2 separate regions of the Homo sapiens genome follow, and region 2 is linked to region 1. Evidence: read pairs that join two places in POLR2A ChIA-PET (ENCODE). Cell type or tissue: Panc1. All regions are shown on one strand. Links, peaks and the distances in the headings refer to the core of each region. The heading gives the core; the rest is flanking DNA.

What was found. Peaks named below come from ENCODE experiments on the same cell type or tissue, not always from the same donor. Only the 100,000 strongest peaks of a DNase experiment are listed, where the experiment ranks them.
Region 2: POLR2A ChIA-PET joins it to region 1 with 16 read pairs; 2 of 35 experiments call an interaction of 5 or more read pairs at or near these places.

What each region holds. Positions count from the first base shown.
Region 1 is chr10:3,938,938-3,954,706 of GRCh38, reverse strand. It overlaps LOC105376367 (a long non-coding RNA gene), which reads right to left and starts at 11,761. Exons shown (of 3, transcript XR_930585.3): 1 at 11,493-11,761; 2 at 8,354-8,563; 3 at 5,350-6,198. In Panc1, for the core only: no CTCF peak of the experiment used is centred there; DNase peaks (open chromatin) are centred at 8,165 and 8,526; H3K4me3 peaks cover 858 bases; H3K27ac peaks cover 8,000 bases.
Region 2 is chr10:4,423,996-4,439,764 of GRCh38, reverse strand. No RefSeq gene overlaps it. Among named protein-coding and RNA genes, the nearest start is that of LINC00703, 48 kb to the right of the region's middle. RefSeq lists an enhancer at 7,606-8,805. In Panc1, for the core only: no CTCF peak of the experiment used is centred there; no DNase peak of the experiment used is centred there; H3K4me3 peaks cover 645 bases; H3K27ac peaks cover 6,008 bases.

The sequences.
Region 1 (15,769 bases), core at 4,429-12,428:
GAAAGGAGAAGAATTGCACTGGCATCTTTATGGAGCTGTACATCAAAGAAATAAAGACCGTGCAGAAAAAGGGCATTGCATGGGAATGAATGGTTTCAAATGCAATAGCAAATTAAATGTAAATTAAAGCTAACTGCAATCTCCGTATGTCAGACTCTCTCTTTTTTTTTTTTACTTTAAGTTCTGGGATACATGTGCAGAATGTGCAGGTTTGTTACACAGGTAAACATGTGTTATGGTGGTTTGCTGCACCTATCAACACATCATCTAGGTTTTAAGCCCTATATGCATTCGGTATTTGTCCTAATGCTCTCCCTCCCCCTGCCCCCTACCCACCAACAGGCCCCAGTGTGTGATGTTCCCCTCTCTGTGTCCATGTGTTCTCATTGTTCAACTCCCACTTATGAGTGAGAACATGCAGTGTTTGGTTTTCTGTTCCTGTGTTAGTTTGCTGAGGCTGATGCCTTCCAGCTTCATCCATGTCCTTGCAAAAGACATGATCTTTTTTATGGCTGCATAGTATTCCATGATGTATATGTATCACATTTTCTTTATCCAGTCTATCATTGATGGGCATTTGGGTTGGTTTCATGTCTTTGTTATTGTAAATAGTGCTGCAATAAACATACATGTGCGTGTGTCTTTATAGTAGAAAGATTTATATTCTTTTGGGTATATACCCAGTAATGGGATTGCTGGGTGAAATGGTATTTCTGGTTCTAGATGCTTGAGGAATCACCACACTGTCTTCCACAATGGTTGAACTAATTTACATTCCCACCAACAATGTAAAAGTGTTCTTATTTATCTGCAGCCTCAACAGCGTCTATTGTTTCTTGATTTTTTAATGATCACCATTCTGACTGGTGTGAGATGGTATCTCATTGTGGTTTTGATTTGCATTTCTCTAATGATTGAGCTTTTTTTCATATGTTTGTTGGCCACATACATGTCTTCTTTTGAGAAGTATCTGTTTATATGCTTTGCTCACTTTTTTATGGATTTTTTTGTTTTTTACTTGTAAATTTGTGTACGTTCCTTGTAGATTCTGGATATTAGACCTGTGTCAGATGGGTAGGTTGCAAAAATTTTCTCCCATTCTGTAGGTTGCCTCTTCACTCTGATGATAGTTTCCTTTGCTGTGCAGAAGCTCTTTTGTTTAATTAGATCCCGTTTGTCAATTTTAGTTTTTACTGCAATTCCATTTAGCATTTTTGTCATGAAATCTTTGCCCATGCCTATGTCCTGAATGGCATTGCCTAGGTTTTCTTCTAGGGTTTTTATGGTTTTGGGTTTTACATTTAATTTTTTAATTCATCTTGAGTTAATTTTTGTATGAGGTGTAAGGAAGGGGGTCCAGTTTTAGCTTTCTGCATATGGCTGGCCAGTTTTCCTAGCGCCATTTATTAAATAGGGAATCCTTTTCCCACTGCTTGATTTTGTCAGGTTTGTCAAAGATCTGATGGTTGTAGATGTGTGGTGTGATTTCTGAGGGTCAGGCCCTCTTAAAGGCCATGGCTTTGGGTGTCTGAGCCTGCACGACACTTTTATTTTGAGAGTCTATAATAAAAAGCTAAAGTTATTTCTACATTATTGGTTATGTACCTTAAAATACTGTACCTGAAACTCAGTGGGTTAAGTTACAGGACGTGAAACTGTTGGAAGAATATGGGTAAATCATGTTCAAGTCACCTGGGGTCATATAGGAGCTACTCTACTTTTATTTTTAAGTTTAGAAAACAAATGTAAGGAGTTGGCTCCTAACTTGGGTGAAATATTTTACATGTTTATATATCTATATATATATGTCTATAGTGGAGATCACTGTTACAAAATATGGAGATTCACATATGAGTCGGTTGATTTAATTTTCAAGTTTTTAATGTTTTAACAATACTTCAGTGTTCAGTAATTTTCCTATTTTTGGCCCTATTATGCTCTCAAATTTAATAAACATGACTTCTAACATTTTTTAAAGGTGGCCTTGGATTTAAAACATAGCCCCCAAACTTCTTAGCATTTCTCCTATCAAGAGTTGGGGTCTATGTTCCCTCCCCTTGACTCCATCTCAAAAGTGCATATTTAACACCTGTCTATAATATGGCAACTATTCTTTATAACCTACAGCAGGATAGGATTATACAACAATAGTATCATTGTTTTAGCCAATTAGAATTGACTGGCATTAAGCCTGGAATTATCAATGTGGATTCCAAGGTCAATATTTTGATCCAATTTTTGTATATTCTTTGTGTGTTTGAGTCTGCCTTCTGAGAAATTTGGCTTTGTCAGTGCTAGAAGTTGACTTTCCTTGGTAAATGTGTTTTGAATCTTAAAAAAGAATGGTTTTGGAACTCTTCTGACCAAGACTTTGATTTTTGCCAATCATTCTAGCTTGGCTCTTACCAGGCAGTGAGCAGGAAGCCAGGCCTGGCAGCCTTGCCAGCGGTGCCAAATGATAATACAAGTTTGTCTAGCCATGGTCGCGTCAGAGCCTCGTGTGTGTCCAACTCGACTTGAGCATTATTTTTACACCACAGAACAACGAAAGGGAAATTCATTAGTGTTGACGAGGATAGCAAGAACAAACATCACCGTGGTAGAGTTAGAGAGTTAAAGTTTATAGGCTGGGAGCAGTGGCTCACGCCTGTAATCCCAGCACTTCGGGAGGCTGAGGCGGGCAGATTACTTGAGGTCAGGAGTTCGAGACCAGCCTGCCAATGTGGTGAAACCCCGTTTCTACTAAAAATACAAAAATTAACTGGGTGTGTTGGTGCACCCCTGTAGTCCCAGCTACTTGGGAGACTGAGGCAGGATAATCACTTGAACCCAGGAGGTGGAGGCTGCAGTGAGCTGAGATCACGCCACCACACTCCAGCCTGGGTGACTGAGTGAGACTCCATCTCAAAAAAAAAAAAAAAAAAAATTAAAGTTTATAAAGTTCTCGTTATGGCCAGGCACTAATTTAATCACTTTTTATGTATTAAGCAATTTTATTCTCAGAACAACCTATGAGTTAAGTATTATTTTTAATTTTTTATTTTGCAGAAGAGTAAACTGAGGCACAGAGTTCAAGTAACTTGGCTAAGTTTTAAAAACTAGTAGGTGGTTGACCCAGGATTTTAAACCACATACTCTAAAAGCTAAGAATATTCCATTTAAGAACACAAGATACTGGAGGAGACATTGAATGTGTTCACCGGGTACTATTAGTTGAAGTTAATAATACAATTAGTCTTAGTGCTTGGAACTCCTCTCACATAAAAAAACAATAGATGTTTAAGTCCTGCTTGGTGGCTGTATTGTTTCATGAATGTATTAGCATCTATCACAATTCATTATAAATCTCTGCTTACTTATGTTTCTACTTTACTGAAATGTGAGCTGCGTCAGGAATGAGACTTATTCAAAGTTAGTATATTGAGTGTGTAGCATTGTACCTGAACTACGTATAATGCTTAATACATTTAATTTTTTTTTTAAAATGAGATAGGATAATAATTCATAGCGTGACTAGGGCATCAGAGGTGGCCATCTCCAAACTAATCCTTTGAACTCGGTGGTGGAGGAGGGTTTTCGCGGCACCTTCACTGCTGCACCCCTCACCTCCCATTTGGGGGCCAGGCAAACACCACTTCCTTTCTTGAGGCTTGGCACGCACCTACCCCAGAGACATTTTTTTAAAGGGTTGATGTTGGGGCTGCATTTGCAATAAAAGTCAAGGCTGGTGAAGAGAAAGAAATCCTTTTAGCAAAAGCAAACTTCCCTGGGATATGGTAAGAGCACCCACCTCACCCGAAGGACATCGGCCGCCCTCCTCCTACCCCAGCCACCCCAGCAGGCCTCTCCAAGGTGCAGCCAGCAAACTGGAACACAGTTGGCAGCAAGGGCCTGGTGAGCTGCTGCAGGGATGGTGGGCAGGGCCCAGGACCCCCCTCCAACCCCCCAGCATGTACATGCTGCCTGGATGGGACGACACAACACAGGCTGAAGTGAAGGGCATGCGACACGTGCTGTAGATGTCCTCACATGGTCTGCTGGGTGTTTTCTTTTTTCTTTCTTTCCAACTTTTATTTTAGGTTCAAGGGGTACCTGTGCAAGTTTGTTATATGGGCTCATTGTGTATCGAGGGGGTTTAGTGTACACATAACCGTGTTGCCCACACAATTAGCATAGTATCCGAGAGGTAGGTTTTCAATCTTCACCCTCCTCATGCCTCCACCCTCGAATAGGCCCCAGTGGGTATCATCCCCTTCTTTGTGTTCACATGTCCTCAATGGGAATTTTCCAATAAACAGCCTCACTCCCCTCCTGTACAGGGCCTATCACCCTGGGGTTTCAGAGAGAGTCAGATATTGGGGTGCTCCCTATCTAGATTTAATAGCTCACCTGCAATACCTGTGATTTCATTCCTTTCATTTATAAAAGTTTATACTCCCTATTGTGTTCTTATATTCTCAAAATATAAGCACAGAAAGCTACTTTCAAAGTCAATGAAAGGAAAAGTGTCCACCTTTTGCCTCTCCCTGGCTGCCTCTCCGATCTTTTCTTGCTACCTGAATTTCTTGATCTTGTTTCAGACCCAATCAGCAGCCCCGCTGGGATTTGTGAAAGCTTCAGGGGACCCTTCCCCTAAGAGCTAAAAAGCGAAGGCGGAAAAGGACCCTGCAGGACCAGACTGAAAGGTAAATGTAGAAGACAGCACGGTCTCCTGAACAGATCCCACCAACACCACTGCCAGGGTTCAGCACCACCCACGCTGAGCCCCGGGTCACTGTTCAGCACCACCCAGGCTGAGCCCCGGGTCACTGAAGATCTGGTTTCAGGAGGGCTGCAGAGTGAACGCCAAATGCTTCACGCTGCGAACACTGGAGGGATAAAAGCATCTTTTTCTCCCTGGCCTGGATTTCAGATTTCTCTGTAAAAGGCAGAACTGTGCACTAGCAGGCAGCTAACCCTTTTTCCTTTTTTAAGAAATAAAAAGGATACAGCAAAAGGGGAAAATCCAAAAATAAAATTCAGTCATCTAATCAGAAAGAATCCCACCAGCCTGGCAGAGTTCATCCGTGTGCAGTGCTTATAACGTTTAAAAAAAAAAATCTTTTATTTTGCGTTTGGTTCATACTTTCTGAAGACCTCCTCCTAAAGCATTACAAAAGGTAGCATTTTGTGTGTCTCAGGTCTTTTAAAAATCACCCCATATTATCTGAGAGTAAAAAAAAAAAAAAAAAAAAAAAAAACAGCTGGAGGCTTTTTCTGCAAAAAGGTGTTTAATTCTATACTCCAGGCAGCAGTGACAGAAGCTACAAAAGTCACCCCCACTCGATGAAGACAAAATTATAAACCAAGTTGTTTTACACTGATTCAAATACAGGTTAAATTTATTGGACTGATCCTTACTTACAAAAGTACTTTTCGGTATTTAAGGTAATTTTTAATGTATTTTTCTTAAAGTGATAGTTTCATGCAATCTTTATGGCAAGTTTTGCTGCATGTTTATTTTCTGAATTGTATTCATGTTTGATAATCGTTTGGAACTGTATTCTGGTGTGCGCGCTTAGTCAACACAGGATGTGGAAGACGGTACCAGTCAATCTCCATGGTAACCACACTGGCCACCCTCCAAGCATTTTACACAGGTTGCCTCATGTGTCCTCTGCCACAAACCAACCAGAGGAGGTAGCACTGTTAGCATCCCCATTTCACAGATGAGGAATCCGAGGCCCAGAGCTTTTCAGTTGCTCCCTCCAGGTCACAGGGCTGACCCGGGGCAGGGTGAGGACACACTCTGGCTTCGGGCTGCCGGGAGCCCTGAGTACCACACATACATTACGGAGACCCTACTTCCTCCTCCAGGGTAAGGAAGATCTTCCCACCCGCTACGGCCAAAGCTTTTGCCTTTCTGTAACCTCTATTCCATAATAAAGCCAAAAGAACTTTCAGAAAGAAAACCTGAACAGCAGGGTGGTGGAGCCACCCACTTTCCACGCGCGTATCCGGCTTTTCTCCTGCAGCGTGCTGTGTTTGAAGTCAGTCATGTGGATGCAGCCATCAGTAGTTTGTGTCTTCAGGCAACGCTGGAAAAGGACTAGAGGCCCTGGGGTGTTGGGAAGACACCACTCTGGTTTGGGTGGTGAGTGATAAAGGTTGCATACGTAAAATTTCACTGATTTGTGCACTTCACTGCAAATTATACCTCTGTAAATAAAACACAGTGGGGCAAACTGTTTTAAAAAAGTCAATGTTATTAGAGCATTTACCTTCTTAAAAATCTCTGATAATCGCCCATCGCTGTTAGCCCCAATTTAGTGCCACCTCCCTCAGCCTCCCTTCCACCCTCTCCACATCCCACCGGACTGGCCCCCTGGTCATCCTCCAACGTGCCAAGCCCCATCCTCTCCTACCGCTGGGCTCTGGGCATGACCTTGCCTGTGTCCAGAACATTGAGCCATTTGCCTGGCCAACACTAACTCTTCATTTAGATCCGAGCTTCCACAGAAAAAATTAGGTCAGGTCACCAAAATACACCCCTTTCTGGCTCCTCTCTATGTTTCTTTCATGATTATAGTTTTACATTTTTTTTTTTGCTGTTGCTATTTTTTGTTTGTTTTCATTTTAATAGATTTTATTCTTTTTATTTATTTTATTTTATTTTATTAAGACAGTGTCTGGCTCTGTCCCCAGGCTGGAGTACAGTGGTCTGATCATAGCTCATTGCAACTTCCACCTCCACCTCTCAAGCGATCATCCTGCCTCACACTCCCAAGTAACTGGGGCTACAGGCTCATGCCACCACACCTGGCTAATTTTTGTATTTTTTGTAGAGACAGGGTTTCACCATATTGCTTAGGCTGGTCTTGAACTCCTGGGCTCAAGTGATCCGCCCGCCTTGGCCTCCCAAAGTGCTGGTATTATAGGCATTAGCCACCATGCCTGGCTGATTTTATGCTTTAGAGAAGTTTTAGGTTTACGCAACCATAAGAGGAAAAGTCAGAGAGTTTTCCCCCGACATTCCCTGCCCCATTTATGTGCAGCCTCCCCCATCAGTACCAGCACATTTGTCTTTCCAGTTCTTCACTTCGTGTGCTTTTCCTTCTTGACTGTAAACTCCATAAGGACAAGAACTGTCTGCTTTTGTTCTAACGTATCTCTATCCTTTTCTCTGATACACCACTGCTTCTTTTCTCTGAATTTTAAATTCAGTTCTTATTCTAGTTTGCTTTGCAGGTCAGTGAATTTGATTCAAACACTTATTATTAGACTTGTAAAAATAAATTTTTATTTTATTTTTGGGAGAGGGGATATAGCTGTAAAATGACTTTTAAAACAAAGGCTTAGTGGTCTGCAAAGGTAGTAGAGTCTAACACGGAGAAACCAGAAACTTTGAGGTTTATAATTGAATTATTTGTAACTAAATGAAAGAAAGTTTACTGGAAGCTGTATCCCTAATTCCTAAAGATTACAGAGCTTTCTTAGAATTGGGTGTTAAAAATCACAGCACAAAAGGAAAAAGAAGATTAAAAAGATTTTTTTTCTGTGACTCATTAAAAGAGAAAGAGAGAGGTGGAGGAAGAGAGAGAGAGAGAGAGAGAAAAAGAAAGAAAGAGAAAGAAAGAGGGAGGGAGCTAGGGAAGGAAGAAAGGAAGGAAGGAGAGAGGGAGGGAGGGAAAGAAAGAAGAAAAGAAAGAAAGAAAAGAAATAAGGAAGGAAGGAAAGAAAGAAAGAAAGAAAGAAAAAGAAAAGAGAAAAAGGAAGGAAGGAAAGAAAAAAAGCAAGGAGGGAGGGAAAGGGAGGGGGGGGATGGATAAAAAGAACAGAAAAAAGAATGAAAGTTTAAAAATGAAAGAAATGAAGGAAGAAAAGATAAAAGAAGAAAGGAAGAGAGGGGGGAAAATCTCCCAGTTTCTATATAAAACAGGAATAAGAAATTTGTATAGACAGCGACTGCTCCCTTTAAACCCCACCCTGGTCCTCAATTGGCTAGAATTTTGATTTCCCACCTAATTTCATCAAACTCCTCTTACTCATGTTGCAAGACACAGTCTCCGATATTTTCTATTTTATCCCTACTATTCAATTATAATATATTCCACAATGTCTTAATCTATTAAATTCTACTGTATTCTATTTTAGAACTCTACTTTGCAACTAAATTATTTTACCGCTATGACATGCCTTTGAAAAAGGAGCGTGCCAGATGCAAAGGTTGGTGTTCATGAGGTAGAGCCTACCGAGAAAGGGCCAAACAGAAATCTGCTCAAACTGGTTTGCAGCCACTGTGGAAGCTGAGAAGCCTGATTGTCACTGGCCAAGTCTCCCTTTTCAGTGACTTGTTCTGTTAGCATTCCTTTACCTCTCTGGAGATATGAACTACGATGGTTGTAGAGGCTTCACATAATTCTCATCCATAAATACAGAAGGAACCTTTCCCGGAGTTTCTCTGAAGTTTGGTATGAATCGGAGAAGCACGGGGTCATATACATCTGCTCAGTGAAGGGAGGCCCTTTTGCAGTCCAGAGCTGCTCAGAAACTTTAACCTAAATTATGCACCAGTTGAAAAGCCCTGTAGTGAGTGAACCACCACAAAAATAAATTGTCAGATGAAAACCACATATCCATCCGTTCCGTCCTGTGACTCAGAGTCAGGTATTCACACAAATTGCCAGTCAAGGCTGTGACAGTAGCACACAAGGGCTTCTGCGAAACTCAATCAGTTAGCAAAAGTGACCGTCCATACAGCAGCATCTAGATGAGTTTATTACGGTGTGCCTTTGATATCTAGAGAAATGGATGGAATGTTTAACTTTAAAATCAGTTGTGATGGCAACTGTTGTTAACAACAGCTTTGACTACTGGCTGGGGGACAAGGCTGATAGCGTCTGTTTAACTGGCAATGTCTGTTAACCAGAGGTGAAGGCTCTCTCATTAACGGATTTTTAAGGCTTAGCAGAATATTTAGAACTCAATAAATGTCTGCTGAGTGAATGAATGCACAATTAAAATGTCTTCAGTGGGCCGGGCGCGGTGGCTCATGCCTGTAATCCCAGCACTTTGAGAGACCGAGGCGGGCGGATCGCCTGAGGTCGGGAGTTCGAGACCAGCCTGATCAACATGGAGAACCCCTGTCTCTACTAAAAATACAAAATTAGCTGGGTGTGGTGGTGCATGCCTGTAATCCCAGCTACTCAGGGGACTGAGGCAGGAGAATCGCTTGAACCGGGGAGGTGGAGGTTGTGGTGAGCCGAGATTGTGCCATTGCACTCCAGCCTGGGCAACAAGAGCAAGACTCCATCTCAAAAAAAAAAAAAAAAAAGTCTTCAAAATTTTTAGCTGGATGACGACAGAGGGGAATCCAAAATTCCTTCCATTCTAAACACCAGAGGCCGCTTTGAGAAAATGTTCCTCCCACACTCACTTCTTTCCAGGCTCTCCATGAGTCCCGCCAGGGCCCATGGGCCTCTTTACCTCCAATAACTTCCCTTCTGTGACTCCAAACGCTGCTACCAGAATGTCAGCTTTGCAGGCCCCAGGCCTGTCCACCACAATCTCTTCTTCCTGGAATCTTGTACTTCAGCTGGAGCAAATCTTTGAACTCACCGATGCCTCAATCCATCAGCCTCATTCTTTCTCCTCACCCACTGTTATCTTCCCTAAGAAGATGAGTGGTTTCCCCTCCCTGCCCTTCCTACTGATGTTCCATAGAAATAGAGCCCCCAGGTTTATCTTGACAAATGACTGGGCAGAATAGATTCTCTATATTGAAGCTAACCATGAAGGAAAGTGTCATTTGATGGTTTCCAGGAATATCCCTTAAAACATGTCTTTTCCACTTCATTTTTGTGTCCCTTCTTATCCTGCTGCTTGGAACGTGGATGTGATGGCTGGTGCTCTGGGCGCCTCTTTGGGCCATGAGGGTAAAAGTTAGGGATGGCAGAGTCTGGGTGTCTCAGGAACACATGTACCTGGGCTGCCCTACTCTGTGTTGGTCACCCACCTCCTGATTTTAATGTGAAAGAAACAACAACAGGCTGGGTGCTGTGGCTCACATCTGTAATCCCAACACTTTTGGAGGCTGGGGAGGTTGGATCACCTGAGGTCAGGAGTTTGAGATCAGCCTTGCCAACATGGCAAAACCCTGTCTCTACTAAAAATACAAAAAAAAAAAAAAAAAAAAAAAAAAAGCTGGGTGTGATGGTGCACACCTATAATCCCAGCTACTCAGGAGGCTGAGGCAGGAGAACTGCTTGAACCCAGGGGGCAGAGGTTGCAGTGAGCCAAGATCGCACCATTGTAGTCCAGCCTGGGTGACAGAGTGAGACTCTGTCTCAAAAAACAAAAAAGAATAATAATAACAAAAACCCTTCAATTGTATTCAAGACCCTTTAGTTTTGGTCTTTGTTACTTGGAGAAGAACCTGATCTGATCCTAGCTGAAATATTATTCATCTCACCTTGCCCAACTCTCTCTGGCTGAACTCCCCTGGCAAATCCCAACCCTGGTCAAAATGTCATCCACACCCACCGAGGGTTAGCATTAGGGTTAGGGTTAGAGGTTAGGGTTAGGGGTTAGGGTTAAAGCTTAGGGGTTGGAGTTGGGGTTAGGGTTAAGCATTAGGGTTAAGGTTAGGGTCATAGTAAGGCTTCAGGGTTATGGTCAGGGTTTAGGGTTAGGGTTAGGTTTAGGGTTAGGGTTAGGGTTAGGGTTAGGATTAGGCTCCCAACCATGCCTGTAACTCAGCAGTGGAATCAGGAAGGGAAGGTAGCCTCCCCCTTCCTGCCACTGTGATGACAGCTTCACTTTGTTCAGGCCCTGATCTTAGGTGCACCCACACTCCCACCTGCAGCTCCCTGCACCTTCACTGTCTCTGCCTCACTCCACAGGCCTCCCCAACAGAGGTACACACTCTCTGCTAACAATCCTTCCTCACACTCCATTAGAAAGTGAAAAGATTTGTTTAGGAACATCCTGGTTTTTCCAACACTGTGACTGCCTGCACACGGCGTTGCTACCCTCACTCGTGCCTTCCTCGTGTCACTGTAAGTCGTCCTGCCCTCGGCAAAGGTCCTATCCTCCCCTTGCGTTTTCAGCCCAGCCAAGCGCTCCTTGTCTTCTCAAGAACGTGACTGATAATTTTCCTTCCCCTTCTGCAGGATGAGTGTCCCTCTTCTCTAGCATCACCATCTACAAACCCACGTGGCTTAGTAACCTCTGTCATTTAAACAAAACAGAGGAAGACCCAGTGTCACTGCACACACACCTCTCTCCACAGTCCCACGACTTTGCTAATCTTCATGCGCTCACCCCTTAGGGAATCACCTTTCCTTGTCCTCTCCGACCCCCCACCCACTCCAAAAGTCTGCTCTGGCCATGTCCCAGGGAAACTGCTCTGGCCAGCCAAGCCCCAGGGACACCACGATTCCAGAGCCAGCAGTGGCATCTCACTTCTGAATCTGCTTGACCTAGCAGCATTAAGCCCCTTGGTTGCTCAGTACCTTTCTCCTGAAACATTTTCGTCTCCTTCAGATTTTTCTCGCATGTGGCTGGCTACTCTGCAGTTTCCTGGTTCTCTTCCTGGATTTGTCTTCTGCAGAGGCAGGGACCTAGAGCACCATTCCCTTCTCTGTGCTGGGTCGCAGGGCCTTCAATACAGCTCTCTCTAGAGGCAGTCTAGAGTCCTGTTCCCCCAAATTCTGCGTGCTCGGATTTTACCACATACTTGTCACCTCCCTGGCTTGGTGTCTCCCTGAATGTCTTCTTCTCTGAGTTTTCTCAGTAAACCAGCTGATAATTTAATTTATCCTGGTCCCTCCCTCTTTCTTTTAGTCTGAATACTTAATCTTTGAGCAATCCTATCAACTTTGAGATCACACTGAGTCAGAGCCCTTCCCTGTAATGCTGATATCATGCCTTACTCGGAGTCACCGACATCTCTCTCGCCCGGGCTACAGAGCACTTTTCACAACCTTGTTCTCTGCTTGCCTTTTCCCTTCTTTTCCTGTCTGCCCGTCCCTGTCCCCCTTTCCTACATTATAAGCACTATGGGCACCTTCTTGCCCTTCCCCTCACCCCCCTCCATGGCTCTGGCATCTTGAGCAGCTCTGGGGAACCTAGTAGGCCTCAGTTTTTGTTCATGGAGTGAACAACAAATTAGTACATTGTGAAGTGCATCAACTGCGTCTTGGTCTCGAAGCCGGCCCAGCTAAAATGCAGCCTTTCCTGTGTTTTGGGGGCTATACAAGGAAGCTTGCAGTGGTTCAAAGAGTGATGCCATGAAATAGCATCGTCTGTGGGATTCTCTGGCCTCAGGCAAAGCGTGGAGAGGCAGCAGCAGGCTGGCAGCAGCTCTAGAAACAAAGGCAGAGGAGGCCTGTCACGTATCTTCCCTCCTTCCTTCCTTCCTTTCCTTGTTTCTTCCCTTTCCTTTCTTTCCTTTTTTCTCTTTCTTCCTCCCTCCCTTCCTTTCTGCCTGCCTCTCTCTCTTTTTCTTTCTTTCTTTCTTCCTTTCTTTCTTTCCTTCCTTCCTTCCTTCCTTCCTTCCTTCCTTCTTTCTTTCTTTCTTTCTTTCTTTCTTTCTTTCTTTCTTTCTTTCTTTCTTTCTTTCTCTTTCTTTCCTTTTTTTTCCACAGAGTCTCACTCTGTCACCCAGGCTGGAGTGCAGTGGCACGATCTGAGCTCACTGCAACCCACACCTTTCAGGTTGAAGCAATTCTCATGCCTCAACCCCCTGAATAGCTGGGGTTACAGGTGCACGCCACCACACCAGCCTCATTTTTGTATTTTTAGTAGAGATGGGGTTTCACCATGTTGACCAGGCTGGTTCGAACTCCTGAGCTCAAGTGATCTGCCCACCTCAGGCTCCCACAGTGCTGGGATTACAGGTGTGAGCCACTGCACGGGGCTGTGTCACGCATGTTCAACACGGGCCAACCGCGTGTGTGTTCAATGAGTTACGTTTTACACGACGCCGGCATTTGGGCCTTGAATTGATCATTTTCTCCTTTGTGTGCTTTTCTGCTCATTTGGGTTTGAAATTTATGGGCAGTCCTTCATCCTGTTTTACAAACATGTTGATTACGGCAGCCCCTTGCAAATGCGTTGTGAATTCTCCCTCCAGCAGCTAAAGCTTTCAAGTCAGGGCGTGGCCTTTTTATTGCTCTGAATTCCTTTTCAAAGTCAATTTGTCAAAAGAAATCAGCCTCAGTTAATCGAATTGTCCTTTTTATTCAATGTTTGATGTGTGGAATCTTTCCAGAAGCGTGGTAACATTTTGTTTTATTAGAGACTAGCTTCCACTACTGGTTTCAGAGAACTTTCCGGCTCCTTCCTCAGGAACTTGCTTTTAGATCGGCCGTGGAGACTTCAAACTCCAGGACTCTTAGCAAAGGGCATGTGAAGCAGCACCTGTTTTGCTGCCGCTGTGGACTCTCAGCTCCCTTTGATGTCTCCGTGTTCTTGGAAGTGTGTATCAGCTCCCCTGACGTCTTAGCGGCCTAGGACTGAGGGAGGAGAATCGCTCTATGAGAAACAGGGAACTTACCCCGGTTGAACAAGTGAACGACAAAAATCTCCTTAGCCGAGGAAGAGCAGCGTCTTTTAGCCATGCTTTCTCGGAGCCATGCTGTCGTGAGACATCCCAGCACTCTTCCTCTTCCCCTGGGATTCCAAGAAGTTTTTTTTTTTTTTTTTATTTCATTTTTTAATGTATTTCAGCTTAACTGAGGATTAATTGACAAATAAAAATAGTATATATTCAAGGTGTAGAATGTGATGTTTTGATATACATATACATTGTAAAATGATTACCCCAATCAAGCTAATTAACACGTCCACCACCTTCCCTTTGTGTATGTGTGTGTCGTGACAACACTTAAAATCTACTTTCTCAGCAAATCCCAAGTATACAGTACATTGTTGTAAACTATAGTCACCACGCTGAACCTTGGTTCTCTAGAATCCATTCCTCTTATAACAGCAAGTTTATGCCCTTTGATCAACAGCCCCCCATCCGCCCATCTCCTGGACCCTGGCAACCTCTGTTCTATTCTCTGCTTTTGTGAATCAGCATGTCTAGACTCCACATGTAAATGAGATCATGCGGTGTTTGTGTCTCTGCACCTAGCTTATTTCACCTAACATGATGTCCTCCAGGTTCATCCACGCTGTCACAAATGGGCAAGATCCTCTTCCTTTTTAAAGCTGAGTAATATTTCATGGTACACATATTTGTGCATACACATATCACAACAAGAAAAAAAAATTTTGTTGAGATGCAGTCTCGCTCTGTCACTCAGGCTGGAGTGCAATGGCACGATCTCAGCTCACTGTAGCTTCCGCCTCCCGGGTTCAAGTGATTCTCCTGCCTCAGCCTCCTGAGTAGCTGGAACTGCAGGCATGGCCACCATATCTGGTTAATTTTTGTATTTTTAGCAGAAACAGGGTTTCACCATGTTGGTCAGGCTGGTCTTGAACTCCCAAACTCAGGTGATCCTCCTGCCTCGGCCTCCCAAAGTGCTGGGATTACAGATGCGAGCCACCACACCAGCCAACAAGAATAATATTTGTGTCGGCAGAAAAACAGGGCAGAGTGTTCTCTAATATTTTCCACAGTTATATTTAAGAAACAGGTTTTGTGTTTTGTTGAAAGGTTAGAGAACAGTGATGAAACTACTAAATTTTCTGAGTGGAGGTTTGACAGAATATTTTGCTATGTGCATGGACACTTGCTGTCAATGGACGAGATATTAGGGTTCCTATGAAATTCTCTGTACAGTTGAGATACCTCCCTAACCAAATTCAGAGGTGCCGAGAGAGAGAGGGATCAAAAGAACTCACACCTGTCATCACAACACTTTGAAAGGCCAGGGTGAGAGGATCACTTGAACCCAGGAGACAGCCTGGGCAACATAGTGAGACCCCATCTTCACAAATAAAAACAAAAACTAAGAAACAAAGCTGCCTTACAGACTCCCTGGTTGGACAGATGGGAAAAGGGGCTCCTGTTGGGAGTGCAGAGCCCTGTGCACCTGCGGCCCTGCAGGGGGGAAGCTCTTGATTTAGGGGACCGCACACATCATTTCTCCTGGTTAGGTTACCAGTTCTGCCCAGTCCTCAGTTCCCCTTGTTTCTTCCCTAAATCATTCCCAGGCTGTCACTATGGCATACAGACTCCAAACTTGCAAACACATAACACGGTGCAGATACCTGCCCACGATGAAAGGGGCTTGCTTCTACCTACCACGTGAGCCTCTACAGGCCATAGCCTGTGCTGTGATGCTGTGATGTCAAGGCCTGGTAGGCTGGTGTCTTAGTCATGTGGGCTGCCGGAACAAAATACCGTAGACTGCATCTCAGCTTAAACAACACACATTTATTTCTTGCCATTCTGGGGCCTGTAAGTTAGAGATCAAGGCTCCAGCAGATCAGGTGTCTGGTGAGGGCCTGCTTTCTGCATCATAGACAGCCCTGCCTTCCCTTGGTGTCCTCACAGGGAGGAAGGGGTGAGGGAGCTCTCATGGGCCTCTCTTATAATGGCACCAATTCCATTCGTGAGGGCCCCACCCTCATAACTTCATCGCCTCCAGAGGCCTGACCTCCTGATACCATCACCTTGGAGGTGAGGATTTTGACCTATGCATTTTGGGGGAACACAAACATTTAGATCATGACAGGTGGTGTGGAACTGGGGTTCCTGGATTCAGGACAGTAAGGAGGCTCAGCAAGGCCTGAAGTGAAATTGGCTTTCTCTTTTTTTTTTTTGAGACGGAGTCTC
Region 2 (15,769 bases), core at 5,278-13,277, 480 kb before region 1:
ACTCAACAGCAATTGCCTGTGCATTATTTAATTGACAGTCCGTGCCACAACTGTGTGTCTCCATGTTTATGTGTAGAGAGACATTTTAGGAGTTATTAATTTGTTTAAGGTGTTGTTAGCCTTTTTAATTAATTAATTTTAATATGTAATGCCAGTTCAATGCTCATTTGGAAGAGGAAACCATAAGCATCCAAATTAAAATCAATCTTATGATATTGCTGAAATCTTTTTAAGTACATGTTTTTACTTCTATTAACCATGAGTTAAAAATTAAATTGCATTTCTAAAATGTATTAATTCCGCACTTGTGTAATAAGACTAACCTCATAAGCAACAGGTCATCAGAGATTCATTGTGCATAATTCCTATTCAATATGGGGTTTGACACTCATTTTTCCCATTTCTCCTGAATATGTCAGTGAGCTCTCCCATCCCTACGTATGTTCTATTTGGCTAAAAGACATGAGACAGAATGAGTCTCATTCCTTTATTTTAAATTGAAAAGATAGACCTGGTAAGAGGTCATTTCATTTGAATTACATAGTGTCAAGGTCGGGGATTAAAGAGAATTTTTAGTTTAATATTTTACCTGGCACCCAATACACTAACCATGGGAAAGAGAAAATTTATTCACTCTTTTTAGACAGAACAGAATGTTAGGAATTTGTAACAATACGTTTGGGTCAGTCTAAACATAGTGACAATAATTAGCTTATTCATCTAACCAGTCAGTTCAGTGAATCAACTTGTTTAGCATTTTCTTCTTATCCTTATATGATGGGGTGTCTTCCTGCATTTATTCAATTCATTATTTTCCACAGCATTGCCTTCTCCAAGGAAGATAATAAACCCGTGTTTGCTGTTATTTTTTCCTTTGTTTGTTTTGTTTCATTTTGTTTTGATAGTCATTATTTGCATGTTTTGTGTTTTATCAATGAGCCAAACAGTAAATTGAATTATGTTTTCTTTTTCCAACCCATTGTTTTAGCCAGTTCTTTTACAATGAAATACTGCTTTACAGAAAGAAGTATTTCATTGTAAAAGAACAACCCTGGTCATTTTATGGCAAACGTATGGTGATAGAATCAATAAATAGCATTCATAGAAACAAAAAACGCCAGTTAAAGAAATCTCTCTGTCCCAAGGGTGGGAGGTTGAGGTGTGTGTCTAGAATTTTGTGGTGGGAGCTAGAGGGATATGGCAGCAGGCTGATATGTATTTAAGTCTTAGGCTTATCATGCACCGTTTGAAAATGTTATGCTTACATTGATAAGAAAAATAATTAAGATAAGGCTTCCTGAAATAGAGATATTTTCAAATTCTTCTCTGGACTCGTGATCTAACTCCTGAAATCCCTGTTGTATTTCAGGTTAATTTAGATTTGTCGTGTTCCAGGAACAGTTCAATAGTCATCTATAAAGCATCAGTGTGAAGGGGAAGGACTCTCTGGGAGTCAAGCAATTACCTTGGAGTCCAATTCCGGAGCTCTCTGCAGTTGTGAAAAGGAACAGAGGCTCCTCTTTCATCATCGATTTGTGGGGATGGACTGATTAATAGTTTTTTTTATTTTTTTAACTTATGTTTTTGCAATAAATTGACTCTCCTAGGTCTCTATTTTATAGCATTGTAGCTCTGTATAAACAAAAAATGTGGTGTAAACATCATTGCCGAATGTAAATTACACAGAAAAGACTTGATGTTTTGCTAAATAAGAGGAACTTTGTGGAAGTGAGATTCAGTTAGATACTGAGAAGTAGTTCTCCTTAATAGACACAATGCCTTTTGAGGGAAGTGGAATGAAAAAAAAAATGCCCTGAGGATATCAATGGCTTCTTAAAAAGTGGGTCAAATGAAATAAGTGACTATAATTTTTAAAGTAAATTTCTACCTGCATGATAAAAATAGTAAAGATGTTTATCATACTTCACAGGACAAGGAAAAATGTATTATTATTAATGTTAAATATTTATACCATGTCTAGGATCTCAATAGCTGGCAATTGGCATTGTATACATAAAAACTGATCATAATCTAACAAAGTTGGCATTGAAACAGGAAGTAATTGAATTACAAAGAAGACATACTAACTGAAAAATTTATCTTCAACAGTAAGCAGAAATCTTACAGATGTCCTCAGGAGTTGGCTGCAAACAGAAAGATTTAAAGAATATATATATTTTTTATTTAGAAAGGGGAAAAAAAACAGTAACCTTACTATTTTGTCCATAAATAGCATCCTTCTAAAACATATGTAGTGCTCTGCTAATTAATGGATAATACAAAGAAATGCTTGTGAATATAAAATATGAAAAGCAAATGAGTTTATGTGCTGGGAAAAAAATGAAGTTAATAAAACAAAGGACATTATTTTGGAGTGAAAATAACATTTTGAAATAAATTGAGTTATATTTCAAAGCAGAATGTTTGGAGACATTCTTTCAGTTTTACAGTGATCAGCAATGAGCAGACAGTAATGAGTATGAAGGCAATTGTACTCACACAGCAACAGCGCCAGTGACTGTTTCAGAAAGATACGGATAGCTCCCATCTGGCGATCATACACATACATATCTGAGAGATACTGTGCGTTTTAATGTAGATGCAGGTAAAACGTTAAATCCTTAAGGTGTTTCTGCGGGATGCCGGGGTCATCATCCCCAGTCTATTCTCAAGTAAACTGCAATCACAGTCATAGCTACTAGGTGACTTGTCGAAATTTGCGCAGCCAATAAAAATGTCCCAACAAACACAAAGCAGACATTGAATTATAATCCAGCAAACTATAGGACTGGACTGAAATGATCCCCACACCATTAGCAAAATTTATGGGTATATATGCACAATCAGTCTACATTTGCAATCAGAAAAATGACATATGTTTTTCTAAAAGTTCATGTATCTAAAAAGTTTTGCAAAAAGCTTCATGTGAATTTTCCAGTCCAGGCATTCCAGCGTGAGCTTTTGCCCTTCCTATCTGCAAGAATACTATCAATCTCCAAACCACTGTTCTAGCATCTGAAAACCATGGCACCAATGTGCCTACTGCTGACATGAAAGAAACAAGAACTAAGGATCAGATGGACTTGGGAGGTACTGATGTCTGCTTCTCCTCACTGAAGTCTTCTTACAGATGTTGCTAAAATGCCACCAGAAGCAGCAAATTTACCTCCATCAGTAGATGAAGCTTTCCTCCACTTCCTAACCAATGGATATTTTTAAAAACAGATCCTCTTTATATTGAGAGAAACCCATTTTTGTTTGAGAATATTCTTGGCAGTGCTGGCTCAGATGGCATAAGGACCAGGTTGGAAGTGTTCTCCTAGATATTCCATCAGGGAGGGTCAGAGGAAGGAGGACTTGCAGGAGTCAAAACCAGGTCAAGTATGGAGTTAAAAAGTCCAGGAATATTCTATGCAGGGAAGGGATCCTCCCTCTTTCTCCACCTACTGCCTGGAATTCTATCTTGATGACTGGATGTCAGCAGCCATACTGGACCATGAATATGGGAGCCACACAGAACAGGGATGACAAGCAGAAAGCAGAAAGGCCTTAAGCCTTCATGGAGTGCCTGTAAGACATCTAGATTGCTAGCTGATGGGCTTTCTTCTCTTGTGAGGGAGAAACCAACTGCTTTCTTTCAAAATTATTGCTATCTGGGACTTCTCTGTTACATAAAGTCAAATGCAATTCTGACACTTAACAAGGGGAATGAAAAAAGGGTTGGAAACTCACTGTCATATTTGAGTATGGCTAAGGACTGAAAGGGCATTACTGAATGCATAATAGCTGCCCCAGAGGGAGGGTGAGGCTGTCCATGTGCATCTGTAAGAGAGGACATAGGGACCATCTCCCTGTGAGATGTCCAAAAGCTTTTGCGCCTCTTCATGTCCTCCTGATGAAACCGAAGTTCCTCTGCAGCGGGCACAAAGGGCTCCGGTTACCTTGACAGTGTTCACTCGGTTCACTGAGTCACTCTGCATAGGAGCCACCAGTCTGCTTCTAGTCCCTTAAAGTGCAGTCTTCAGAAATTAAGGACTCCAGACATGCTTGTACACCCATTGAGTGGATGGCAGTGCCCGGCAGGGGCAGGTAACCAGACTCAGGACCTTACTTGCAACGTTAAACCACATTAAGCCCAATTCCCTCCAGCTCCCGGCCTCCTGACCAAGCTTGGCTTGAGCTGCTCTGCTTGTGATCTAATGGCTGGCTTTCCATTTACACTTCTGCATCACCTCTTGTTGAATAACAGTTTTCATTTATTATGGAGAATATTTCCTTTCTTGTTACTTCACCAAAAAAGTAAAATTCTCCATTGAACTAAAGACAAAATGCATGAAGAGTGGACTAGACTAGCAGCCTGTGAAGAAGGCGTGAAGGAGGCCCCCACAGGCTGGCGGCAGAGTCACGCAGCCATCAGAAAATGACACAAACAAAGCAGGCCTGAGGAGTGCTCGTCACCATTTGACTTATATACATTGTTTGATTATTTTGTCTATAGTCATATCCTCTTATGAGCTAGGGCCTTGTTTTCTTCCCTCCCTGCATCTACAGGCCTAGAATGGTGCCTGGCACTCAAGCGACACTCAAAAAACATTTTTTATTCATAAACCGAATACAATTATTAATGGATAAATGAATAAATACATCTCTTTCTTTCCTAGCAGAAATAGAGGTGCATGATATCTACTCATTCCTCAGATCTATAAAGTCTCAGGTAATTAAAAAAATGAGTTTTTTTTTTCAGGCATGACATAGTATGAATCAAAACTGGCCTGTAGTAATCCCTTTCCCAAGCGTTTACAAACCAGGCATTAAAATCAACATTCACTCCCTTGATTTCAACATAGGAGACACCCTTCTTATTTCATTCCTTCTTTGAAACTGCTTTTTCCCCAGCTGTAGGATTGTCGTCCCTGTGCTCTGTATAGGAATATGACCCTGCACTAAAGTCTGCATCTCTGTGTCAACACATGCTCTGGCTAGAGTTTGTAAGTTACTCCCTAAGTATTATTTTACTTGGATAAATGATCAAAGTCATGTTGTAAATCAGGTGTTGTTTTCATATTCATTTTAGCATACAATTTATAAAACATCTGACCTAAGAGGGCCACAGTTATTTGTCAAGTTTACAATTGTTGGCCAATGAGGAAGGCAGGAGTCAGAGCTGTGAACATCATCGCATGCTTCTCCCATGAGGAGACACTTTTAGGGGTCAGCACTGTGCTCTTGCAGTCAGCTCCTTCACTGGAGGAGTGGGCTTACACTCACATGGTGGCTTCTGGGCTCAGAGTGCAGAGACTACACACACTGAGAGCCTGGGGGTATGCAGGAGGGTGGGTGGCCCCATCCAGGCCCTGTCCTGCCTCTGAGAGAGGTGAAGGGGGCAGCAACTCAAGAGTCCTACATGGAGGTAAAACTGCTCAGCAGGGCACAGGGCCTGGGAGGAGGCCAGAGAGGATTGTGGGCATGCACAGGATGCCTGTGAGTTTTCAACAGTGGTGACAGCCATATGCTCCTGATCACAAGAAGAAATTATATCGGGTCCAGTGGCGGCTGTCACAAAGCCATATGGGGTGGCATGGCAGCCTTCTGCAGGTGTGCGGTCATGTTCCCAGGACCCACAGCCCTGATGGCCAGAGCTCACTGCCTTCCTTGAGATTCTCGCCCTGGTTCTCAGGCTACACACAATACATGGTATAGGGCCACATCTATAATTCAACATACACACACATACCAAGTACAGGCACAACCCGTTTTACTGTTTTCGCTTTATCACATCTTGCAGATTATGGGAGTTCTTTACAAACTGAAGTTTTGTGTTGTGGAACAAGTCTCTTGCAACCATTTTTCCAACAGCAGGTGCTCACTTCGTGTATCTGTGTCACATTTTGGTAACTTACAATTTTTTAAACGTTTTTATTATTATACTTTTAATAATGCAATAATATTATTATATATCTCTGATCTATGATGAGTGATCTTTGATGTCACTATTGTAATTGTTTTGGAGGCACCACAAACGACACCCACAGAAGACAGTGATCTTCATCAAAGTGTTGTGTGTTCTGACTTCTCTACCGATGGGCAGTTCCCTGGTCTTTCTCCTTCTCCTCACGCCTCCCTATTTTCTGAGACACAACAGTATTGCAACTAGGCAAATTAGGAACCCCAAAATGGCTTCTAAGTGTCTGAGTGAAAGGAAGAGTTGCATATCTCTCACTTTAAACCAAAATCTAGAATCAAAATCTTCTGGTAGGGCTAATGCGGCTGGTGACTTTCAGTTGACTCCAATGCCCATTGAGTGTTCCAAAAACCCTAAGGCCCTGAAGAGTTATGCTAAATCTACTCTGCCTGTGTGCTGTAAATAGAGCAACACCCCTGGATGACAGTGCCTCTGTGTACAGCATGGCTTACAGAATGTTTTAAATCCATTGTTGAAGCCTACTACTCAAGAAAAAAAAAAGAAAAAGATTATTTTAAAAGTATTACTGCTCACTGAAAACTCACTTGGTCAGCCAAGAGCTTAACACTGTCTTCATGTCGGCTAATGCAATATCCATTCTTTAGCTCATTGATCAAGGATCTAGGAGTAATTTCAACTTTTAAGTTTAATTATTTAAGAAATATATTTTTATAAGGCAATAGCTGCTATAGACAGTGATTCCTCTGATGGGTCCAAGCGAAGTAAATTGAAAACCTGGAAAGGATTTACCATTCTGCATGAGAAATTGAGAAAATTCTGATTGGTGGGGGAAGATCAATATATCAACATTAACGGACATTTGAAAGAAGTTGATTACAACCCTCATGGGTGACTTTGAAGGGTTCAAGACTCCAGTGGAAGAAGTAACTGCAGATGTGGTGGAAATAGCAAGAGGATTGGAATCACAAGTGGAGGCTGAGGATGTAACTGGATTGCTGCTCTCTCAGGAGAAAACTTGAATGGATGAGGAGCGGCTTTTTATGGCTGAGTAAAGAAACTCACTTGAGATGAAAACTTCTCCTGGTAAAGATGCCGTGCACATTGTTGAAATGACAGCAAAGGATTTTGAATATTCTATAAACTTAATTGATAATGCAGCCCCAGGACTGGAGAGGCTTCACTCCAATTTTGAAAGAGGCTCTACCGTGGGTAAATGCTATCAAGCAGCATCTTCTGCTACAGAGAAATCTTTCATGACAGGAAGTGTCCATTGAGCCAGCAAACTTCATTGTTGTCTTATTTAAGAAATTGTCACAGCTACTCCAACCTTCAGCAGCCATCAGCATTGAGGCAAGACCCTTCATCAGCAAAAAATTATGACTCACTGAAGGTTCAGATATTTGTTAACATTTTTCAGCAATAAAGTATTTTTAAGTTAAGGTATGCACTTTTTTTTTTTTTTTTTTTTTTTTTTTTTTTTTTTTTTTTTTTTGGCCATAATGCGATTGCAAACTTAGGCCACAGTATAGTGTAAAAAAATAAGTTTTGTATGTACTCGTAAAATCAAAAAAATTGTGTTACTAACTTCTTTGCAATATTTATTATAATGACCTAGAAACGAACCTGCAATATCTCCAAGATGTGCCTGCAAGCAAATTGTTTCTTAAGGCTTTTTCTACATAGAAGTGAAATCCATAAGTAAAGCAATTAAACAGATTATTAAAGCAAAAAATGAGCTCAAAATCATCAGATTTTTGAGTCAAAGGCATATTTTTTAAGCTTGACTATGCAGGTAATTACCCCATTTCTGTATTCTGCTTTGTGAACACAGATATTTACTTAAATAGATGTGCTTTTTGTTCATATACCAGACGAGTAAACATCACACTCTCACACACATTATTGCTTCTACCAGAATAAAATTCCGTGTGTTACCATCGCCTTAGGAACACCGAGTTTGAAATATCTGCACCATCTGGAACAAATGGCTTAACTTCCAGCTGTATTAACTTAGCTCTTCATCTTGTCTAAGTGGAAAAGCCGAAGGTATAAGCCTTTCCCTTGTATAGAGTGTGGGATAGACTTGGAGGTTTAATCTATACTCTGTCTATACTTGGGAAGCCTAGACTGAGCTAAAGGTATTTCCCCCCATGTCCAAAGTAATCATTTGTCATTTTTTCACAGCAGGATTGCTTGAATGTCTGGTCCAGCTACGGCCATCTCTCTCGGAAGGGATTACATTTCTGCGGAGCTTCAGAATTCCTGCAATGCTTTGATCTTGCTGAATCTATGGCATGATTGTAACTGTGAGTCATGCTACACGGTTTACTACAAAAGGGATCATGATGGAATGGTGGACTATGGGGAAGGGAACATTGATTCTGAGACTTGTAACTCTTTTCAACATTTTGAAACAGAGATTATTTTACTTATCTTGGACACGAAGGCAGCATAACATCGCAGCGAGGAGCGTGGGCTCTGCATCCATGATCCTAGGTGGGAATCCACCTTCTGCAGCTCACCAGCTCTGTAACTGTGGGCTCACCTTTTCTCTTCTTGGCACCTCCTTTGCCTGCGCTGTGAAATGAGGACAGGATTAACACCGATTTCATGGAGATACTTTGAGGGTTAAAAAGGCAATTTAATGTAAAACATTTGGAACAGTGACTGGTTAAAAATGTAAGCATTCTATTGATAGTAGTTGTTATTAGAAAAGCTACTTTTTTGTTGTCTTTTCACGTTATGCTATTCTAGAATGAGTTAGTCTGCACAGACTCTCAATACACATCCCTCAACTAAAAAAAGCAAGGGAGTGGGATATCAAAGTTTTCGAACATATGCATCTAGTTGTAATTTTTTTCTTATTTGAGTCTCACAACTTTCTGTGATATAAGTATTTTTACTCTTATTTACACATGAAACAACTAAAAACTATGCAACTTATGTAGAATGCTTTATATGCTATGTATAAACACTGTATCAAAATTATATTAAGAGATATAATTCTACAATTCCATAGGAGATAAGCTTACCAACTCCAATGTATGTTTGTCAAAATTAAGTTATAAGAGTATTATCAATTACCCATTTTATGATCATGTACAAATTATAGTTGGACACATTTCTAACAAAATTAATTAAATGAAATAAAAAGTCAATTAAGCAATCAAAAATAGTTGACTTTCATTCTTGTGACTTTCATTGTTGATGGCGTGATTGGGCCTTTTTAAAAACACAATTATTTTCTATCTTTTAAAAAAGGTTACATTTTAAGGTCAGCACATGGGTAGAAGATGGTTGAGAGTAAAAATAACCCTTTACAAAACCATAAATAGCCCCTACAACATCATCAATATACCACATTTAGAGTATTGCACTCTGTGGAGAATTCTTTTGGCACATCAAAGTTTGAACTGGAGAGGGAATGAGATAATTTTACATGTGGATAATTGGACATTGAAGCCACTCTGCCTTTAGGATAACAATAAGATTTTGAGTGATGGTTTAGGGGTGGTTGTGAGCTCCAAGTGTCTCTCCCTGCCAGCAGGATATGTGTTATTCTAATATTGTCTGTATCATTTTCATGCAAGGTTACAGACTTTTTAGTTACAGAAAAGATTAAAAGTGATCACATAATAACACTTCGCATAGATAGTATTACATTCTACATGCTGGGTATATATTAAATGCTTATATGACAGGACTCAATTTTTTTTTCTGATATCTCATGCCTTTTTGAATTCATTCATCCATTCCTTAAACATAAGTTTAATAAATTCAAGATAATTCTGCTAACTGTGTCTCATCTTTGCTTCGTATTAATTTAACAGTTTTACTTATGGACTGAAATATATGTCTACCTGGCTTGCAATGAGCGGACTGAGATTTTATAGCTACTGCATTCTTGGTGCTTGGTTCCTGTTGGTGTGTCATGCTCTGATAACCCTCATGATTTGGGTTTAGAGGTATTTCTCCCATCTGTCATGGCTCCTTTAGCAATTTCGTGTTTTATCTGCCAGCGTCCACCGTGTGTGCCGGCTCAGCTTCTGCGACACAGGCAGCTGATTGAAGCAGCAATGAGCTGAGGGCTCTGCTGTTTTGAGGGTGTGTGGAGAAATTGAAGGACCGCATCCAAACGCAGACACCAAGGTTGTGTGCCAAAGGAAGTCTGGCTGAAGATGTTTTGAAACTCTAAAAGCAGGCTTTTCAAAACTCTGATGCTTATAAATAAATGAACAGAGTTCACATATCACGTGTACATGTTATAGGATATGCTTTACAATAAAAAAGATAAAAATTTTCTTGTAATATGGAGGCCCTAACCATTGTTTTAGAAAAAGTCATTTTAAAAGAATTAAGGTTCTGTTTTGTTCATGGAATCAGCATGTACTTATTGAATACGTCTTGGCTGCTAGGTACTGAGCTAATTACTAAGGGGCCACAGGTTAACTGGGAATGGTTCATTCCTTCAAATCAGCCTTAATTAGTGGGAGGGCTTTGAGGCCAACCTGACCATGAAAAATCAAAATACTGTGAAAAAACAAACGTAAATAAAAGACCTATGGCCAGTCAAATCAGTGATTTTATTCATGGGTGGAAATGTTCATGGTTTCCTCAACTTCTTCATTTGTCCTCATTCCCTGATATTAGGATACTATGAACACTGCAACCAAGACAGCATGCTTATTTTATTCAAGTCCAAGAAACAGTATACATTCAAAAACTAATCAGAAGTAAATAGTTTTGAGCCTGATATAAGGAGTATAATTGTGCTTCCTTTGTTAAACAGTGTTTCCCAGTTTTCTGGCATGTGTAAATTGATATTTTTTAGTAATACTCGTGTTTTTACTTGCATGTATGTGAACTCCATGTTGAGTGAAACTCAAGAACTAGTCTGCATGGATTTTGCTCTCCTATCTGCAGCAAATATGTGTACCACAGCTTTGTGAAAAATAAGTTCTGTAAGCCCAACATATTTTTTCCTCTATATACTGTTCTAAGTCTCATAAACAGAACTAAGAGGAGTGATGATGCTTGCATTTGACTTCCAAGGTTGAGGTTATACAATCTAAAACAATGTGTCAGTGAGTGGATGGAGACACTTATTGAAATGGAAATGCTTTAGAAACACTATTTGGTTTGGGGAATGCTAGTGATATAGAGGAACTTTCAATAGAGGCCAGAGGGAAAAAGGGCCATTTAGAACAACAAGGACACAGAAGAAAAGGATGACTCCATTTGAAGCAGCTGGTAGAGGATTCTACTTTGAAAAAGAAATATCCAGATGATAGAAAAAGTTGTCTTTTGATATTTATTGGAAACTACGCAAGGACACTGTTTCATTTTCAAGAAAATACAATGATCAGTGTAATAATTCATCAGAACTATCATGCTTTTTAGTTCAAAGCATTCTAACAATTTTTTCACGAGAAAACGTAAAAAATAGCTAACCCTCTTTCTGTTTTAATTAGATTCTGCATCTGTTTGAAAGAAGTTTGATAAATATTCTTTCTTATAGACTTCCTGTCACATGACTGGTCCAATATGCGGGCTGGAGGTTGAGGATATTTATGACCAACTTCTTAGATTCTCTGACAAGAAAAATTCTCATTGGTGATTCATATTTCCTACAGAGCTAATGAAATGAAGTCTATTTAAAGGTATCTGCACACCGTATCAATTCTTAACAAATACGATGAGAGGCATGGGATTGGAGATGATATGTACTCAAACGTTATGAAACATTATGTCCAAACTTCACATAAGTTTATGTGTTGTGGCATTTTATTGGCTGTAGAAAGCCTGATGATGTCTTCATTTTCTCTGTGAATCAACTATGCTTTAAAAATCTAAGTTATTTCATTAGTTTCATGTCAAAATACGATAATGACTTTCTCTACACCACACAGAATTTTAAAACTTATTATAAAGATATCAGACAATGCAGTGACTACATTAAACTTACATAAATTTATACAAAGTTTAGTGTATGATTTAAATAGTTGACAGTCAAGAAAAGGTCAGAGCAATTAGAGGCAGGATTCGCCACTGGAAACAGGAGCAAGAGCTGGAACTCTTTCCACAATCTCATGATTTAGTGGATGAATCCTAACAGAAGTCACATGGCTTTATTTCATGGCCAGAACCACCAGGCTGTTACAGGAAAGCCAAAAAGACCAGACAGAGAAGAATGTTTCCTTACAGTAAAGGCAAAATTTAGACATTTAAAATTTGTTTTCTAACAAATGAGATATTTTTAGCTTACACTGAGAAAATTAAGAAATTCATCTGACATGTCATTCTTACTCTCAAAACAAGGCCTACTTTGACTGTAATATATGTTTTCTAGAAGTAATAACATTAACTTTTAAATTCATTTTAAATGTTGATATGTAAATAAAGTAGAAACGTGGATATGCTTTACCCAAACTATTAACATTGTCTTCATACTAGAAGCTCACTTTAAAAGATAATGAAAACTTAATATAAAAACATAATCATCATAGTTTAAATATCTAAAACTAGTATGTTTGTGTAAAATTTCTGCTTATTAGTTTGTTTCGATAATAATCTTTTTTAACAACTAGGAAATTATACTTTCTACATTAGTTTCTGTAAATGTAGAAGTAAAAGACCTCCTTGTCTTAAAAGAATAGGTAGACTAATATAAAAATATCAAGATTAAAAGCTAAAAAAATTAACATAGCTGTACCTAGTGAGTTGGCTAATGTCAGCACAGTACATGCTGTTTGCAACATCGCTTCTCATGAAATATTTTACTGGTTATGGTTCATGTAAAATTATTGCTTAATTATAATTAAACATGATTCACCACAATGCAATCCATTTGTTCATCTCATTTGTTAATTCATTTTAGAAATAAATATTGAGCTGCAAAAATGTGCATTGTGCTATTCTAGTATCCCTTATTGAATCCAAATATCTTAATTGGGCTGCTACTGTAAAAATGGTAATTTTTCCAATTTTTCATACTGTTACCATATATGTTTTTAGAAACCTAATTGCTATATAAATTTTGTGGCAATGTGCATTTAAATGTTTTTGTGATTATCCACATTAGGAAGGAGTTCAACCTATCTTAAAGAGGAACATCCAAATTGCAACGTTGGTGTCATGTGCACAGTTCCTGTTTAATAAATATTTATCTTTCTTACTGCAAAATTAACATAAAGCCCAGAGGGTAAATGCTTTATAACTATATTTCATTCTGGAAATATATTATTGAAACAACTTAACCAACAAGAGAAAAGACAAGAACAGCAAGAGTTCTAAACACTGATATAACTACTTCAGTAGTCGCCTTTTGGATTCCATTCAAAACCCATAACTTCAATTAAGTAGATGTATTAGTCCATTTTTGTGTGGCTATATAGAGATACCTCAGGCTGGGTAATTTATAAAGAAAAGAGGTTTATTTTGGCTCATGATTCTGCAGACTGTACAGGAAGCCTGATGCTGGCATCTGCTTCTGGGGAGGCTCAGGAAGCTTTTAATCATGGTGAAAGGTGTAGGGGGAGATGGCATATCACATGATGAGAGTGGCAGCAGGAGAGGGAGGAGGTGCCAGTCTCCTTTGAACAACTAGATCTCTGGTGAACTCAGAGAGAGAGAGAACTCACTCATTACCTCCAGGACAGCACCGAGACATTCATGAGGGATCTGACCCCATGACCTAAACACCTCCCACCAGGCCCCACACTGGGGATGGCATTTCAACGTGAGATTTGAAGGGGACAAACATAGAAGCCACGTAAGTAAAGAAATGTGTACTGAGAAATGGAGAATGCAAGAGAATAACTGGATTGAAACACAGTTTTTTTTTCATTCTTTATAATGACATCCTGTTATTAGAGTTGAAATAAAATGTGAAAGTAACAAATTTCTCATGACATATACAATGATCAAGCGTGTGCTTGGGGTTGATATGCTTATGCATACATATACATATACAGTGAAATTTCTCTATCAGCGTGAATCAAAATCTAGGATAAAAAAGGTAGAACCTATTATATTTATATGTAAATAATGCCCTACAGGTGCCTTACCTAAATTATCTCATGTAAACCTTAAAAGAAAAAACCTATATGGTGATTTTTTAAATTCCTTTTAAGTAGAAAAAAATTGAGAATTGGTTATTTGGCATAAGATAAAATGGCTAAAAAATGATAATGTCACAGTTTAAACCCAAGTGAGATGGACTCTCAAGGAATATCCTGAGCTTTCTTGTCAATGAAACAGCACATGGCTTTGACCATCGTGAAAACTTGTACTAATCCACTGCTGTTTAATTGGAAAATGATGACCTTTCCAGAGATGCCAATAGATGACAGATTGCTATCAGTTGGTGATTAATAAAATTCACTACAATAATATTATAAGACAATATTATAATAAAATAACAACTGATTTAGGCAAAAATCATCAAGGAATGTCAAAATGAGTGTGTGAAAGTTTAAACAGCAAGACTTGTATAGTCACAAAGTATCTCAGAACAGAATTCTCTTAAACACAAAGAGTAAAATAGTGACGTGGCAGTGGAGAAACTGAGTCCACATCATTTAACATAATGATCAAAGTGACCCCTTCAGTAATGAAACTCATTGACAGTGTGTGCTTCCTAACATGGTCACTGAGAAAAACTTTGTGTCATTTCTGTGGTATTATTATCAAAAATATAAAACCCAAATCTAGTCATGAGAAAACAACAGACAAATCCCAAACTGAGGGATAATATACAGAATGTGTCTAATACTCTTCTAAAATATCAATACATTAAGTACTCACTTAATGAAACTGATAGGTTCCTGGAAACTAAGACTTAAAGCAAAATGACTTAAAATCATTTTTGCTCATCAATATTAGGAAAACGTGATGTTGCAGGAAGGAATTTTATTTGAGGATCTTCTGTACATCATTTTGCTTAAAGTTGCAATTTCCAAGAACCAAGTGAGGACTAACTGTATATTGTAAGTGAGGACTTACTGTATATTGAAATATAAGAAGAATCAGCAACTCTTCTAAATTAAGTGAGGCCAAAGAGATGTGGGAACTGAATAAAACCCATCAGCTTGGATTTACTTTGTCTATAAGTAACATTATAGGGAAAGTTGGTAAAATCTATCAGGTCTGTATATGAAGGAGGAGTATGACCTCAGTGTCGGTTTCCTGAGTTGGATTATTATACTTCGATGTTGTAAGAAAATGCCTTATTTTCAGATAGTATACAGTGAATTATTTAGGGAAGAAGAGGTGTCATATATACAACTTCCTCTTACACATTTCAGAAAAAGAAAATGTGTACATATGTGCAGAGAGAAGGGGGACTAGAGAAAGCAAATGTAGTAATGTGTTAACATTTGGGGATTCTGAGCGGAAAGTGTTAGGGAATTTTTTGTGCTATTCTTAAAACTTTTCTGAAAGTCTGAAATTATACAAAACTAAAAAAAAAGAGAGAAGCATATATTATATAGTCAGCCCTCTGTTTTCACCAGTTAATTTACAAATTCAACCAACCTTGGATCAAAAATAATCGGAAAAAAATTAAAATAATACAAATAGAAGGCAATACAGTGTAACGACTGTTTACATAGCATTTGCTTTCATTAGGTAGTATAAGTAATCTAGAAATGGTCTAAAGTACAAGGCAGGATGTGTATGTACGTTGTATGCAAATACTACACCTTTTGATATAAGGGACTTATCATCCTGGATTTGGTATCTGAGAGGGTTCTGAAACCAATCACCTGTGAATGCCATCAGATGACTGTGGTATTTACAGTGCCATTTAATACAAAAAAAAAGCCTGCAATTTGATAAAACATCATA